3 separate regions of the Mus musculus genome follow, and regions 2 and 3 are each linked to region 1. Evidence: chromatin loops called from intact Hi-C (ENCODE). Cell type or tissue: left cerebral cortex. All regions are shown on one strand.

What was found. A loop is a pair of places that touch in the nucleus more often than their neighbours do. Peaks named below come from ENCODE experiments on the same cell type or tissue, not always from the same donor. Only the 100,000 strongest peaks of a DNase experiment are listed, where the experiment ranks them.
Region 2: it touches region 1 in a loop (9-fold over the local background); 4 of 42 quality-filtered maps call a loop at or near these places.
Region 3: it touches region 1 in a loop (2.3-fold over the local background); 3 of 42 quality-filtered maps call a loop at or near these places.

The regions. Positions count from the first base shown.
Region 1 is chr7:45,159,904-45,164,903 of GRCm38, reverse strand. Pih1d1 (PIH1 domain containing 1) reads right to left here. Exons shown (of 10, transcript NM_029406.4): 10 at 4,840-4,962. The coding sequence ends at 4,921. It overlaps Slc17a7 (solute carrier family 17 (sodium-dependent inorganic phosphate cotransporter), member 7), which reads right to left and starts at 983. Exons shown (of 12, transcript NM_182993.2): 1 at 760-983. The coding sequence starts at 821. In left cerebral cortex, a CTCF peak has its summit at 2,520 (motif pointing left); DNase peaks (open chromatin) are centred at 577, 996, 2,176 and 2,678; H3K4me3 peaks cover 2,282 bases; H3K27ac peaks cover 3,094 bases.
Region 2 is chr7:45,230,638-45,235,637 of GRCm38, reverse strand. It overlaps Tead2 (TEA domain family member 2), which reads right to left. Exons shown (of 12, transcript NM_011565.3): 10 at 4,168-4,329; 11 at 3,303-3,455; 12 at 2,170-2,823. The coding sequence ends at 2,710. Cd37 (CD37 antigen) reads left to right here. Exons shown (of 8, transcript NM_007645.4): 6 at 1-231; 7 at 871-954; 8 at 1,660-2,006. The coding sequence ends at 1,737. Among named protein-coding and RNA genes, the nearest start is that of Cd37, 5.7 kb to the left of the region's middle. In left cerebral cortex, no CTCF peak of the experiment used is centred here; DNase peaks (open chromatin) are centred at 327, 1,094, 1,823 and 2,298; H3K27ac peaks cover 2,970 bases.
Region 3 is chr7:45,364,597-45,369,596 of GRCm38, reverse strand. Ppfia3 (protein tyrosine phosphatase, receptor type, f polypeptide (PTPRF), interacting protein (liprin), alpha 3) reads left to right here and starts at 2,578. Exons shown (of 30, transcript NM_029741.2): 1 at 2,578-2,938. Lin7b (lin-7 homolog B (C. elegans)) reads left to right here. Exons shown (of 6, transcript NM_011698.1): 4 at 247-456; 5 at 1,130-1,293; 6 at 1,599-1,706. The coding sequence ends at 1,620. It overlaps Mtag2 (metastasis associated gene 2), which reads right to left and starts at 3,436. Exons shown (of 2, transcript NR_015480.2): 1 at 3,323-3,436; 2 at 1,649-2,221. In left cerebral cortex, CTCF peaks have their summits at 2,121 and 3,475; DNase peaks (open chromatin) are centred at 2,424, 3,010, 3,406, 3,609 and 4 more places; H3K4me3 peaks cover 4,995 bases; H3K27ac peaks cover 3,848 bases.

The sequences.
Region 1 (5,000 bases):
TCATGGCCCTTGGTGGGAGCAAATATCGCCCAGTTCTAGCTTATATCCCTTGGGAAGTCCATATTACCCGCAAGATTAATTTGGTTTTGTGGCCTGAAACTCCCTTCATCCCCCTCACCCCCAGAACCTAGGATACCCCAGTTTTTCCCTCTCAGATTAACCCCCCTCAAGGACAAGAACTAACAGCCCCAATCCGCTTTAGCTCCAGATTAAAAGCCTCTAGGGAATGAACCTGAGAAAGAGGAGAGAGGTGGAGAGAGCCAGGGTGGGGAGATAGCGGGTGAACAGTCAGAGATGCTGAGAGAGACAGATCAAAGTGGGGACCAGAGGTCCAGGGAAGAAGAGAGGAAGGGGAATACAAGAGTCAGAGTCAGGACTGATGGACAGCTAGTGGGCGCCCGCATTGGCTCCTAATCAGAGAGAGGGGACAGACACCCAGTGGGAAGAAGAACCCAGAGAGAGGACATATCTAAAGTAAAAGACCGAGAAGACAGGTGGACAGAGATCCAGAGAATAGGGAGGGACACACAATCCCAAAGAAAAGTCGAGCCCGAGGTGCGGGGGACCAGGGGGGAGGGGGAAGCGATGATGAACTAGGCAGAGTGGAAGGACAGCACTGACAGGACGGAATCCTGAACAGATGGGTGGGCCTCCCCACATTGTGCCTGGGTGTCGCCTCTCTTCTCCCTCTGTCAGTTGCTCTCAGATGGAAAGGGGGCATCCTCATCCTTACCCTCCCAGGAACCCCACCAGGCTCACCGGTGCAGCCTCCCCAGGGCGCGCCCCGCCAGCTTCCGAAACTCCTCCTGCCGGAACTCCATGGTGGCTGTGCCCACGCGGGTCCCCTGCCAATCCCCCCGCCCGCGGGCCCGGGCGGCCGCGTCCGGGATCCCGGGGTCCGCCCCGGCCCGGCCCGGCCCCGCAGCTCCGCTCGGGGGGGAACCAGGCTGCGAGTGCCCGCTGCCCGGGGCTGTAGCGGACTCAGCGTCGGGGCGGGGCGGGGCATCCACGCCCACCAAAGGAGGCCCCACCCCTTGTAGGAAGGACCCGCCCTCTCCTTCCAACAGGCTACCTGGAGATGCTAGGCCAGTTTCTCTTGGCTTGGCTTGCAGGCTAGACCCCTCTCTCTTTCAGCTCTTCCATCCTAGAGCCTCCACCTGTCCACCCCAAGGCCACGTCCCTGGGATTGAACTCCGAGTTGCCTCGCTCCCCACTATAATACACTCCCCAGATACTCTGCACGTTCCAAGCTCTTTGAGTCTCTTCCCAGATCTCTTTGCTTCTGAGCTCTATTCCCATCCGACCTTTGGCTTGCTTCCTCTCCTTCACTCTTTTTTTCTTTAAAAAAAAAAATTTTTTTTTTGAGTGCCGCACACCTTTAATTCCAGCATTCAGGAGGCAGGCAAGTGAATCTGTGTGAATTCAAGGCACAGGCATGGGAGGCAGAGGCAGGCAAATTTCTGAGTTCGAGGCCAGCCTAGTCTACAGAGTGAGTTCCAGGACAGCCAGGGATATACAGAGAAACCCTGTCTCGAAAAAAAAAAGTTTATTCTTTTAAAGTTTAATTAGGTATGCATGTTTTGCTAGCATATTATATATCTGTGTACTATTTGTATGCCTACTGGCATTGGAGGAGATGTGACCTGCCATGTGGGTGTTTGGAGCTGAACCCAGGTCCTCTGGAGTGCAGCCTATTAGCGCTGAGCCATCTCTCCGGCCCCCTTTTTCCTTTGTTGGGCATACTGGGGATACAGGCGTGCCGCTGAACTGGACTGGCTCTCTCATTTTTCGGGTTCCACTTTTCCCCTTGAATTCACTTTTTTTTAATCTGCACCCCATCTTTCTCTCCCTGAGTTTCAACTCCCTCTCCTTCCATCCTTTTGAACTCTGCTAGCTATAACCAGGCTCACCACTACTGCCGTTCGTGCCCCATGGTGTCCTTCCTCACTTCCCAAGAGTGTGTCCGGTTGCTTAGACTCTATGATATTCTTTTGAGTCTGGGCCCCATCAACTGAGCTATGTCTCCTCCCTCTGAGTTCTGTCCCTGCTCCCCAAGTATGTTTGGAGTCCTACATACTTGCTGTCTATCTTCTGTCTCTGCCTTCTGTGCCTGGCTCCTCCCCTTGAGTCTGACTCCTTCCTCCATGTGTGTCCCAGCAGTGACTTCCACTCGGGCTCCACGATCTGTCCCCACCCACTAAGTCCTCTTTCCACCCGTAAATTCCACTCCCATCCCTTGGGGGTAACCCCAACTCTAAAATGGCCCTGAAGCACTCCACGCCAATGCTTCTCCCAGTGCATCCCAAGTTCTATGCCTTAGCAGGGTGTTGGTGTTCCCACCGTCTCTCTCCCCGTGTCAGGCTACAAATGCATTTGGGATTAAATTTTCATGACCCGGCCCAGGAGGGGACCAGCGAAGCCGATCGAGTGGCGGGCGGGGATGGTGGGTCTCAGCTCTGTCTCTGATTGACAAGTCCCCGGGGAGGAGGGCAGCAGGCTGAGCCGCGCAGACGCGCCACCTGGTGGCCATGGAGTCCCGGACTGCGTGCGGAGGTGGCGTCCGCGGCTCGCGGCCAGGTGTGAGGGAGGAGCAGATGGTGAGGAGGAGGGTGTGGGAAGGGGGCCCTGCGGCTGCCAAATCCCGGGCCGTCGCCCGCACCATCACCATGGCGACGGAGAAAGGAAGAACGCACCCAATCTTCGAGCTTTTTTAGGACCTAGAAACTAGACCTTAGGTTGCCCAGGGAGGCCCTCAGTCTGGACTACAAGCCCCAGTGGCCTTTGCGCTTGGAAGTTAGGCTCGTTCTCCTCACCACTGCACGTTTCTATTAGCCCGTTCTAGGAGATACAATTTTAGCTAAGAAGCCTTAGAGTCTAAAGCTTCCTGGCGCCCTCACGTGGACAGGGGTCTCCAGTTTGCTTGCTCGCATCCTGGAGCAGGATACACAAGTCTGGCGGTTGTACAGACTTTGTGTGGAACTTATCCTACTGCCTCCGCCTCCAGAGAATGTTATTGCAGGCATACCCACCATGTCTGGCTTCTGAACGGTCATCCTTCTGACTTTACCAACTTTTCTCAGAAGTTGTATGGCAATGTTCTCAACTTTGGATTATTTTTTAATTTTTTATTTTTTTAAGCAGTGTCTTGTCTACATAGTCCTACCTGTCCTGGAATTCACTCTGTAGACCAGCTGGCCTTAAGCCCACAGAAATCAAATGCCCCGATTAAAGGCATGAGCCACCATGCCAGGCTTTTGTGCTTAATCTTTAAAAATTATACATAAGCCATGAGTGGTGGCGCATGCTTCCAATCTCAGCACTCAGGAGGCAGAAACAGGCAGATCTCTGAATTTGAGGCCAGCCTGGTCTACAAAATGAGTTCTAGGAAAGCCAGAGCTACGAAAAGAAACCTTATCTCGAGAAAACAAAAAACAAAAACTAAACTAAAACTTACATATTTGGGGCTGGAGAGCTGGCTCAGCAGTTAAGAGCATTTGTTGCTCTTACAGAGGACCAGGGTTCAGTTCCCAGTGCGCCTATGACTGCTAACAACCAGAGGATCTGGCACCCTCTTCTGAACATATGGGGGGGGGGCATATAGCTGACATCCTCCCTGTGTGGTGTTAATGTGTGTGTGTGTGTGTGTGTGTGTGTGTGTGTGTGTGTGTGTAGCACGTGCGTAACTGCACACACTCAGGCAGCCATGCTGCAGTGTACTTGTGGAGGTTAGAGGGCAACTTTTGGACGTCAGTCCTCTCCTATGTGAGTTCCTGGAAGGGACCTCCAGTCATCAGACCCAGCAACAAGTGGCTTTACCCACCATATCTGGACACCCAGGTTGATGCTTTTAATATCATTAACTGTTTCTATTTTCCTTCTTTCTTCTGCAGGGCCAGGGGGGCAGCCTGACCTAGGACAGAGAATCTCAAAGCACATTTGAAACAAGCATGCTTGAGTCTGAGACAAGGTCATGGCCTGTCTTTTGTCAAGAATCAGCTTCTGGCACTGGAGAGATGGTTTGGTTTGGTTTGGTTTGGTTTGGAAGTTTGAGACAGGGTTTCTCTGTGTAGCCCTGACTGTCCTGGAACTCACTCTGGAGACCAGGCTGGCCACAATCTCAGAGATCCACTTGCCTCTGCCTCTTGAGTCCAGGATTAAAGGTGAGCGCCACCACTGCCTGCCCAGAATATACCTGGCATTAGAGACTTGGGCTACATCCTCAGCACCAGAAAGGAAAAAGAATGTTGGCAAGTAAAGTGGAGTGTCCTAAAGAGGGGACAGGACATGCTGAGCCGCGAGGTAGTGAGGCCTGGGGGGTTGGGACCTCAACTTGGGGGTGCCTGTGATATGAAGCCTGGCACCAAGAATGGAAAGTTGACAGAGTATGGGGCAGGAGAGCCTAGAGACACTGCTTGAGCTTGGCTGTAGAAGTTAGACAGAACAAGCCCCAGTCCCAAGCGAGCACACGCTGTACTGGGGATGGCCATTTAGGAACTTTCCACAGGACACTCTAGAGAAGGCACTGGAGCTCAAAGAAGCAAGAGTCAGTGGTATGGTGGGCCATTATTCTGTGGGACTGCTGGACGACAATGAGGGAAGAGTCTTGTCTAGGAAGGTGGGGCCGGCGTGAGCCTGGATGCCCAGATGTTCTCCTTGGGATAATGAAGTGGGGTAGAAAAGAAGTAGAGTCAGCTCTGGAGCCCAGGGGAGCCCAGGAAGACAGAAGCCAGAATGCTCAGGAGGCCAGGGCCTTGAGAAAGAGACAGAGACTTTGGGGACACTGAGTTAGAGCTGGCATTTCTCTTCCCTCCCTCCCACCATGCATCATTGTCTGGAGCTGGGGAGAACTGGAAACCTGTTTATTTCACTTAGAGAAGACACCAACATCTTCTCCACATCTGGAAAACCAGGGCACTCTGGTCAAGAAGACGCTGTCAGGAGGGGCATGGACACCATCAGTTGCTGAGAAAGGAGAGAGAATGTGGATTCAGGACCCAGAG
Region 2 (5,000 bases), 71 kb before region 1:
TGCTGCGGCTGGCAATCTCCGCGGGACTGGAACAAGGCCCAGATGCTGAAAGCGAACGAGTCTGAGGAGCCCTTTGTGCCCTGCTCCTGCTACAACTCCACGGCGACCAATGACTCCACCGTCTTTGATAAGCTCTTTTTCTCCCAGCTAAGCCGGTTGGGGCCGCGGGCGAAGCTGAGGCAGACTGCTGACATATGTGCACTCCCTGCAAAAGCTCACATCTACCGTGAGGTGGGACTAGCGGTAGCCAGTAGCTCTGGACGTGTGGGCCTGGGGCTGGAGCCGTCTGGTGGGAGGGACTTTTAAGAGGTGGAATCTTAAGAGAGTGGGCAGGGTTTGGAGGGTGCGGCTATAATCAGAGGCGTGGCTTCAGGACCAAGGGTAGGGAAAAAAACAAAAACAAAACCAGAATCTGGGAGATGAGTGTGGCCACACAAGCTTCAGGAGTCCAGAGCAGAAAGATGGGCGGGGGCGGAGAGAGTTCAGGGGACAACTGATGTGTTCCAGACCTACACGTGGCGTGGCGTCAGAAGGCAGGCCTTGGGAGGGTAAGGCCAGGATAAAAGACCGAGACTGAAAGGGCAGTCCCTTATATGTAGGCGTGACCTACTCAGGGGCATAGTATGCCAGCAGATCCTAAGCTGGACTGGGCTACTAGAAAGGTAGTTATGGAAGGGGCGGAGTCCTCTGAGGGTGAGAGGCATGATCTAAATAAGGGTGGCACCTGGAACGCTGGCCCAGGGCAAGGCTTGGATAAGACCTGGGTGGATATCTAGGCATTGGGTACCTAAAAAGGGATCCAAGGGTTCCCTTGGCTTAAGGGTGAGTTGCAGAAGCAACGCAGCCACTACACGTCTTCTGCATCCCCAGGGCTGCGCGCAGAGCCTCCAGAAGTGGCTGCACAACAATATCATCTCCATAGTGGGAATCTGTCTGGGAGTCGGTCTTCTTGAGGTGACTTGACCCCGTCCCCATGAGTGATTTGTCTATTGTAGATGTTTCCCCATTGCCGAGGTAACGCGCATACTTAGCGGAGGCGTTATTTATCAAGCAATAGCATGGGGTGGGGCGGAGGCCTGGCTTCTCTAAACTCTGAATGGCTGTACTCGCAGTGCTGCCTCCTCCCCTCTCCCGCAGGTGAGCGGGATGGCGCTGTGTCTGCAGCTACAGCGCCGAGCTCTCGCTAGAGAGCACGTGCTGCCGCTGTCAGGAGCCGAGGGTTCGAACCCTACCCCAGGGCTGAACTCTGAAGGCAGCAGCGGGCGCTGGGGCGGTCTAAGCAGCGGCAGCGGACGCAGCAGCACCCCGTGGGGCAGCTGGGGCATGGCGGGTGCCTGCCCGACATGGGGGGCCAAGGCTCCACAAGGCAAGCTACCCATGGCGCTGGGGCCCTGGTCCTTGTGGGATGCAGAGGAGGAGCCACTTGAGACCGAGAGTGTGGGTGCTGAGGAGGTCGAGGCACAGACGGAGGCTGTTGCGGAGCCTCCAGAATAAAGGACCCTAGCTAGGCTTGCCTTGAGCTTTCTCTTTTGCAGACTGCTGCTGAGCTTTCGCTCTCAACGCTGCCAATCACGCACAGATGTTATGTATGCCCATTCTTTGCCTCTCCCTTTGAGTACCACCCTTTCTCCAACCCTGAAGTATCTCCTTTTTTCCCAGCTCGGCTTCATGACGCTCTCAATATTCCTGTGTAGAAATCTGGATCACGTCTATGACCGGCTGGCCCGGTACCGCTAGGCCCCAGCCCACCCATCGGCACCCACGCACCTCCATGCAGTCAGGAAATGTTTCCTTCCTGGTTGGTCACAGGCTTGGAGCCCATGCCTCAGGCCTCATCCCCTGGGGACCCAGCTGTCTGCCCTATCGACAGCCTTCACTTTCCCCACATGGCCAGGGACTTTTGTGCCCAGCTTCCTTCCCTTCCTGGCTCCCTCCTCCCCACACCATCTGTCTGCCACCTCCCACATGACACCTCAAATAAATCCCCTTTGGGTTTTTGGCTTTTTTTTTTTTTTTTTGGTAAAAATAGCTTTATTCTCCTTCAAACATAAACCATCACTCTTGGGGAAAGGAAGGTGGCAGGGTGGTCCAAGGCTCACTTAAATGGGGTGGGGGAGATTAAGAAGTCCCACCCCACTGCCTAGCTGAGATAAGATTACATCCCTAACACTGTGTATAAATATCTCCTTATATTAAAATTTTTTTTCAGGTCCCACTTCACCCTACCCCAAGCTGGGAAAACATTATCTTCGGGTTGTGACGTCACAGTTCCCAGAGAAAGGGTGTGGGGGGAGAGGCAGATATGAGACACGTGGGAAGCAGGAAGGTTACAAGGCAGTCAGTAAGACACCCCACATAGCCCAGCTCCCTTTCCAGAAGAGCAAGGAGGGGCCCTGTAGAACGGAGGCCCGTGCTGTACCTGTGAGCTCACTCCTGTCCCCAATCCCTGATGCTCAGGAGTGGTGTGTCCTGTCAAATGTTGTCTCTGAGGTCCTCGTGTTGGGGATCTAAACTCAAACCCAGCTCACTCAGCTCAATAACCAGGCTTCCGGTTCCTTTCTAAGAGGAGCCAGCCCCCGTGGCTCATGCTTCTGAGATTAGGCCTTTTTAAAAATCATGGGCCCCTCTCCAAATCTCTCTTACAGAGAGAGCAAAAGGGCCCTTCCCAGGAAGGGGGTGTTGTGAAAAACACCAGCGGCGGGGGCTCCATCAGTCCCTGACCAGGCGGTAGATGTGGTACTGGGCTCCTCGTTCACTGGTGGAGACTTCAAAGACGTAGGCAGTACACAGCAGCAGTTCCTGAGTGTCCCTGTTTGTCACAACCTGCCAGAACAGGCTTACATTGTAGGGTGGGGATGGGGTACAGGACATGGACTGCCCTGCCCACCCTAGTTATCAAGAAAGAGAAACCTGCCATGCTATGTACCCCAAGAAGAATGTCCTGCGGCTCAGGTTCCTTGGGCAATGAGGTTACCCCTAAGCTGAGAGATGGTAGGAAGGGGCCTCCCCATCATATCACATTCCCGAGAAAAGGGTTCCCCACCATGCCACCAGGCAGAGAGAGAGGGTCAGCAGATCATATTAGCACAACCCCCAAATCAAAGGAACTCCCTTCTCTGAACTTCTCAGAGAAGCCAGATGCTTAGAAGCCGAGGTATCTCAGCTGCCCTAGGGAAGATGGGCTCTCCACATAGGACAGCTCGGTCCTGTCCTCCCGCCCCCACCCCCACCATGTTCTGGATGAAGCAATCTCATCTTTGGAGTCCCCAGGAGCTGAGGGTCTGCCTGCCCCAGCGTATCACCTGGAGGATGGTGAAGTTCTCCAGGACACTGTTCATCATGTAGCGTTCAGGCAGCTGACGGAGCTTGTGCAGGAAATTAACCAGGTACTCACACATGGGAGAGCGCAGCAGACGGTACACAAAGCGCCCGTCCTCCAGCTGGGCCCGTTCCGTCTGGGAGTGGGAAACACAGTAGCTGAGAGAGATCACGGCCACCCTAGGACCGAAGCTTCACCCTTAGCCTCTGAGAGGCCACTGTCAACTCCCTTGGCCAGAGTCCCTCAAGCAACCTCAACTTTAATGACCAGAGACCCTAGGCCTCTGAACCTGCAAACAAGGTACCCCCCCCCCCCTTCTCCTCTGTCATGGTCTGAAACCCCAGTGACCTCCAAACTCCCTCAATAGCATCTCCACGCTGAGCTTGAGGCTTCAAGACCTCACAGGCCCTGAAGTATAACATACCTACTGGCTAATTACACAGCTCCTACCATACCCTTAAGAGTCTTTGTCATCCTGCAGAATCCATCTCTATACCTTTCAACCCTTGAAATAAGCCCGAGTTGTGACTTTTAATGGCTTGTTTATGTTTAGTGGTTTGAGACAGGGTCTCATGTAGCCCAGGCTAGCCTGGAACTCCTTATGTAGCTAAGGATAGACTTGAAACTCTCGATGCTTGGTTTACATGAGGGTAAGCACTCCACAAAGTGAACTATATCCTCAGCCTTTGAAGTCTTGAGTTAATTCCTAGTGCATATACTAACTGCCAGAGAAGCGGGGATAGCCCTGCCTCACACACACACACACACACACACACACACACACACACACACGCAATGCTGTGACTGCTTCCTCGAGATGCATGCAGTACCCTAGCCCTGGGTCTTACCTCCACCTTCTCTACCACTTGCTTGCCAAAGGAGCAGACCTTGGAGGAGCAGGTGAGTGTCATGAGCTCCCGGCTCTCATACTGGCTGCTCACTCCATAGAAGCCACCGCCACCTCCGCTGCTCCCTGCCTCCTCGGCACTGGGGCCCCAGTTCAGGTCCGCCTGAGAGGAGATAGAGGGGCACGGGTGAGCTGGCGGGAACCCAGCAAATGCTGACCCAGAGCCTGGCTCCGAGCTGCACACACTTGCCCGTGACCACACCCTGACTCAGCTTCCAAAGACCCCAGGTCAGCATGAGCTGTGCTCTATAGAAGACTTACCTACTGTTCCAGGAGGACTAGAGAAGCCAAGGTCCCCAGAATAGTCCTGACTCTCATTCTCTAGGAGCCATACAATCCAACTGTTTTGCCTGAAGCCCCTAGCTCTCTAGAGTTCAGCTCTACTCAGGCATAGCAGTGCAAGCTTATAATGCCGGCACTTAAGAGGCCGATACAGAGCCGGGCGTGGTGGCGCACGCCTTTAATCCCAGCACTCGGGAGGCAGAGGCAGGCGAATTTCTGAGTTCGAGGCCAGCCTGGTCTACAGAGTGAGTTCCAGGACAGCCAGGGCTATAAAGAGAAACCCTGTCTCGAAAAAAAAAAAAAAAAAAAAAAAAAAAAAAAAAAACCAAAAAAAAAAAAAAAGAGGCCGATACAGGGGGGCTGTGAGTTTGAGACCAACATGGTCACATACAGTGGGAGACTGGGTCTCAAAATGAGAAGAAAAAAAAAAGGAAAAAAAAAACAAAAGAGGGAAGATGGGGTTGGAAGTTTTAAGAAAATGGAGGGGGGCCG
Region 3 (5,000 bases), 200 kb before region 1:
CCCGAGGTGGGGGGGGCACTTGTTTCCATTTGTCTGAGAACAAGATTGGCAGGTGTTAAGTACTAAGGATGCCCTTCTCCCTGACTTTCGGAAGAAAGCAAGGGTTCTCACAGGTCGGAGTCAGTATAGGGTAGCCTCCTGTTGAGCTGTGTCAGGGTTCCCCTACTTGATCTTTGCGGCTACGCTGGCTGGAGTGCCCATGTCTCAAAGAGGGTCTCTCTCATTGAGGCGTCTTCTCTCTTCCAGGCCACAGTGGCTGCTTTCACGGCCAGTGAGGGCCACGCACATCCCAGGGTCGTGGAACTACCGAAGACTGATGAGGGTTTGGGCTTCAACATCATGGGTGGCAAGGAGCAGAACTCACCCATCTATATCTCTCGAGTCATCCCTGGGGGCGTGGCTGATCGCCATGGTGGCCTCAAGAGGGGAGACCAGCTGCTGTCTGTGAATGGTGTGGTGAGTGGGGTTGGTAGTGTCCGTAAGGCAGCCCTGGACGGTCACATTCCCTCTACACAGGGAACACAGCCTTTGGAGACAGCACTGTGGGGTACACTGCTGACCCTCAAGGACTTCAGAGAGCCTAGCTAGGATAGCAGCCCAGTGTAGAAGATGGCAGTTGTTTTCAGGAGGAATATTTGGCTTGGAGGTTGAAGGTTGGGTACTTCTCTGAACTAAGATGTGGAGGGGTGGTTCTGGCTCGGAACAGAGATGGTCCCTGAGATGAGGAGAAAGGCTGGCTCTGCCTGATGTCTGGGCCAGTCAGCATCCTGAAACCCCAGTGATTAGAATCCAAGGAAACACCACCGAGGAGGTCGTCTCTCCAGAAAAGCCCGGCTTCTGGCCCTGGGCAGTGAGGGCAGGAGATCAATAAGCTTAGGGGGTGTAGACAGACTTTTTTGGGACAGGTTCAGTGGCCTGGTTCATTGAGGACACTGGGACTCAAAGCTATCTTGACATGCAGTTTTTAGGTTGTGGGTGCTGTGCCTAAAGTTGGTGATCCACTAGAGGGATATGAGGCCTTGGAGACTTGACCCCAGCAGCCGTGTCACTATCCACTGGTCCCATGTCCTGGGTAGGGTGGTAAGGGCAGCGGTTTGGGCCAGCAGTCTGTGCGAGGCCTGCCCTGCAGAGTGTGGAAGGCGAACACCATGAAAAGGCGGTGGAACTCCTGAAGGCTGCACAGGGCTCAGTGAAACTGGTGGTGCGCTACACTCCTCGGGTGCTGGAGGAGATGGAAGCCCGCTTCGAGAAGATGCGATCTGCCCGTCGGCGCCAGCAGCACCACAGCTACACGTGAGCCTCCAGTCACCATCCTCTCCCTGCTGCCTTCCCCAACCTTAGATACCCAAATCAGGCCAGTGAGCACAGCGGCCTTCAACATTTATCTCTGGCTCTCCACCAGGGGTTTTCTGACCTTTGACTCCTGCCATGGTAGCTAAGGCCCTGGGACCCTCTGGCTCCCCAACTCCAGAAGCCCTGTGCCTGATTTTCTGAACTGTTGTCTCCAGAACCCCACCATTGAACATCTTACGCGCCCTCCCCCACCCCACCCCTGAACCTACCCTGTGTCTAAAACTCCCCTCTCTACACCCTCACAGGTCCTTGGAGTCTCGAGGCTGAAATCACAGACCAGGACCCTCCTTCTCCTCCCCTGTACAGTATTATTTATTGTCACTGGCTCCTTATTTAAAGATCTTTAACCCTCACCGAGTGTCTTGTGTGTCTGTCGCGCATCCTGGAATAGTCTCTGTGGGGGAGGAGGACAGTGAAGCTGAGGTTAAGAACAAGCTCATTCCAGTCTGTGTACCATGATAGACAACGCTCGCGCAGCTCTGAAGGCGGAGGCTGGCCGGTGTCCCAGAGACTAGCCCGACCCAAGGCTGCGTCTATGTGAGCGCCAGGGAGCACCACTAAAGACCACTGCCCCCAACCCTTAAGAGGTTCGGAAGGCCAAGGCCTGGCAAGGTCTCCAGTGAGTCGGACGCGGGAGTCTTGAAACCAGCAGAAGCCGCCTGATCATTGCCTCTGTAGGCGGGGCGGAGCGAACCATCCACTGGGGGAACCCTTGCGGGCCGTGCCACCGTCTGCGTAGGAGTCGGGTTGGTGGGGCGCATGCAGTACCCTAGACGGGCGCAGGGGTGCAGAGTAACACGCACTCGCCACCCGTCGTCCACTTGCCTCACCTTCCAACCGAGCACATCCTTCCGGGAGCCGCCCTTGTCTTAAAAAAAAAAAATCCCACCTTGAATGTTGAATTCCTATCCCGCCGCCCAACCCTCGTGTCCCGTGAGACGCGCGCCGCCGTGGGGACCCGGGGTCGCGACTCGCGTTCCATGCTGCGCGCTACTAGATTCAGGTGACATCATCCTCTGCCGGGCTCCGCCTCCCTCCCAGGCCGCCGCACGCTGCATGCCTATTGGTCGCTGCACCATGAGTCCCGCCCCCAGCTCTCCGCCCGCGCGGCCCCTCCCTCCCGATGTGGAGGCGGGGTCTGGTCGCCGGCCGGCACGGAGGCCAATTCTCATTGGCCATTCAGCACCGTCCGTCAGTCTTCTGTTAAAGGGGCCACGACCGCCCGGGATCTGTGGGGGGGGAGGGGGAGGGAGGAGAATTTTTTGGGGGGGGAGAAGGTGGGATTTGGGGGGGCGCTGGTGGGCACCCCTGGATCTGGCGACTGCGGCCTCGCGGGGGGAGGCTGTACGGTGACAAGGGCAGGGGGCTATTTTAGGGAGTAAGAAGGCTGTGAGACCGTGAGGGGGAGGGGGGTCCCCAGCGCTGGAGCCGGAGCAAGAGACGCTGAGCCCGCGCTAGCGGCGTAGACAGGGTTCCAGAGCTCCAGATCCGGGCCCCGGCCGCCGCCAGGGGCCCCGCCCGGTGCCCCTACCCCACCCCGCGTCCCTCCTGCAGCCCAGCTCCTCCCGCAGTCGTCGCGGACCAGGTAGGTAAGAGCCCGGCCCAGCTTGCCCGGCAGCGCCCACCCTGGGGACCCCTGGGCTAGCGTTTCCGACCAGCTTGCCCGAAATCCTACATTCCCATCTTCATCCCAAGGGAACCCAGAGTCCAGATTTCACAAGCCAACCCAAGAGACCCAGGCGTGTCCCTTCCCGGAGCTGAGAGTGCCCCGCCGAACCCTAGTATCTCAGGCGGGCTACCTCCTTGTGCCTCCTCCAGGGCCCAGAAGCCTGGATCCCTCAGCTCAGCCCAGGGGATCCCTCAGTCTAGATCCATCCTCTGGGCCCAGTCCTGGGAGCTCCAGACCCTGGTCACCGCTGTGGGGCTTCCTCCATTGCGTCCAAATCGTTCCCCCATTTGCGTCCCCCACCTTCTGGTTGAATCAACCGGAGACGTTCCTCGGTCCAGGCCGGCTCGCCCTGGACACAGGCCCGCGCCGGAGCTGTCCATGGTCAGCTCTCGGTAGCCTCGCCTCCCCCATCTCCTTCCACGGCCGCTAGGGAGGAGGGGGGTGCAGGTGGTGTGGGGATTCCTCCCCCTCACCGCGCCTTTGACCTGGGGTTCCCCGGCGCCCCCCTCCCAGATGGGCCGCAGGGCTCTCAGGCCCATCTTTAGGCACTCTAGCTTTCTGGGACTCTAGCTGCTTCACTTACATAGAGCTTGTGAATGTCCCTGCCCAGGCCACTTAGAAACCTTGGCATGGAGCCTCCCGCTCCCACCTGGTTCTGAAAAGCTGTTAGTGTCCATATATCTGCTGGCCCTGACTAATCACTGTCACCTTATTCAGCACCCGGGGAATCCAGTTTCCTAGCCTTTGCCCCCACCTCCCCACTTAGCACCTACTTTAACAGCTCCCCCCTGCCCTCCGCAGACAAATATGACCAGCCTCTTGGTACACCAGCACCTGCTTGCTGCCTTATAGACTCAGGCGCCATGACTTCTTTTCAAAGACCTGGAATGCAATTCCTCTGCTTCTGTCCTCACTCCCCCTTGGAGATCTAAGTGTCTCACCCCCATCTTATAACCTCCACCTGAACAAACACTCATCTCAGGGACCCAGAATCTCTGACAGTGGTGAGTGTCCTGTCCATCAGACCACCCACCCAGGCTTACACTCCCACCAAACAGTCAGGCTCTAAGTTTCTTCACCCCTAGGTAGATTCAAAAGTCTGGACCTTGGCTCTGCATTCCACTCCCATCTTCATGTCTTGGTGGCCTCAACTTCACATCTCCCATGGCTTTAACGAGCACTTATCATCTGCTCTATCATCTCAGGTGCTAGACTTGCAGAGTCTCCTCTCCCCCAAAGCTGGATATTTCTGGCATCTCATTGCCTCTAGAGACCCATATGGTAATATCTGATGTCTCATACTCCAAGTACCAAACAGCCATCCTTTCCTCCAGGTGTGTTTTGGGATCAAGGTTCACGAGGTTATTTGGAACCAGGCAGCTGTCTTTCTGCACTTCTAGTTAAAAATGTGTCCTTTCCCTGTGTTATGTTCAAGATCCTAAGTTCCAGAACATTTCCAGATGATGTGCCTGTTCCGTCCTCACCAAGGCATGTGATCCACTTCAAGGCCATGAACTAACTTCTAAGCATGTCTTTTTTTTTACTTGCTCCTTTCCCATCCCCAGTGGCAGGATTTTGCCATGCGTCCCAGGCTGGATTAGAACTCACTATGTTGTCTACATTTTTCCTCCTCCTCTTCATCCTCTTTTTCTTCTATTTATTCTTCTCCTCTTCCCCTTCCTTCTTTTTCTTTTTTGGTCTTTACCAATATCTAGACAACATGCCTAAGCCATTCTCTGCTCTCAGGCCTCTCCTCAGACATGCCCTATATTTCTAGCTACAGGGGCTGGGGTTGTTGCTGGGGCAGAGCACTTACCTCACATGCACAAAGGCCAGGCTTCAATTACTAGCACTTGACCAATTACAAAAAGGGCTCACTTTATGCCCACCCTTAAAGACTAGTATCTGCTGAGTTTCCATTGTAGATGTGTTTTATGTTCGGGCCACGTCTGCTGATGTTCTAGATTCCCTTCTTCCC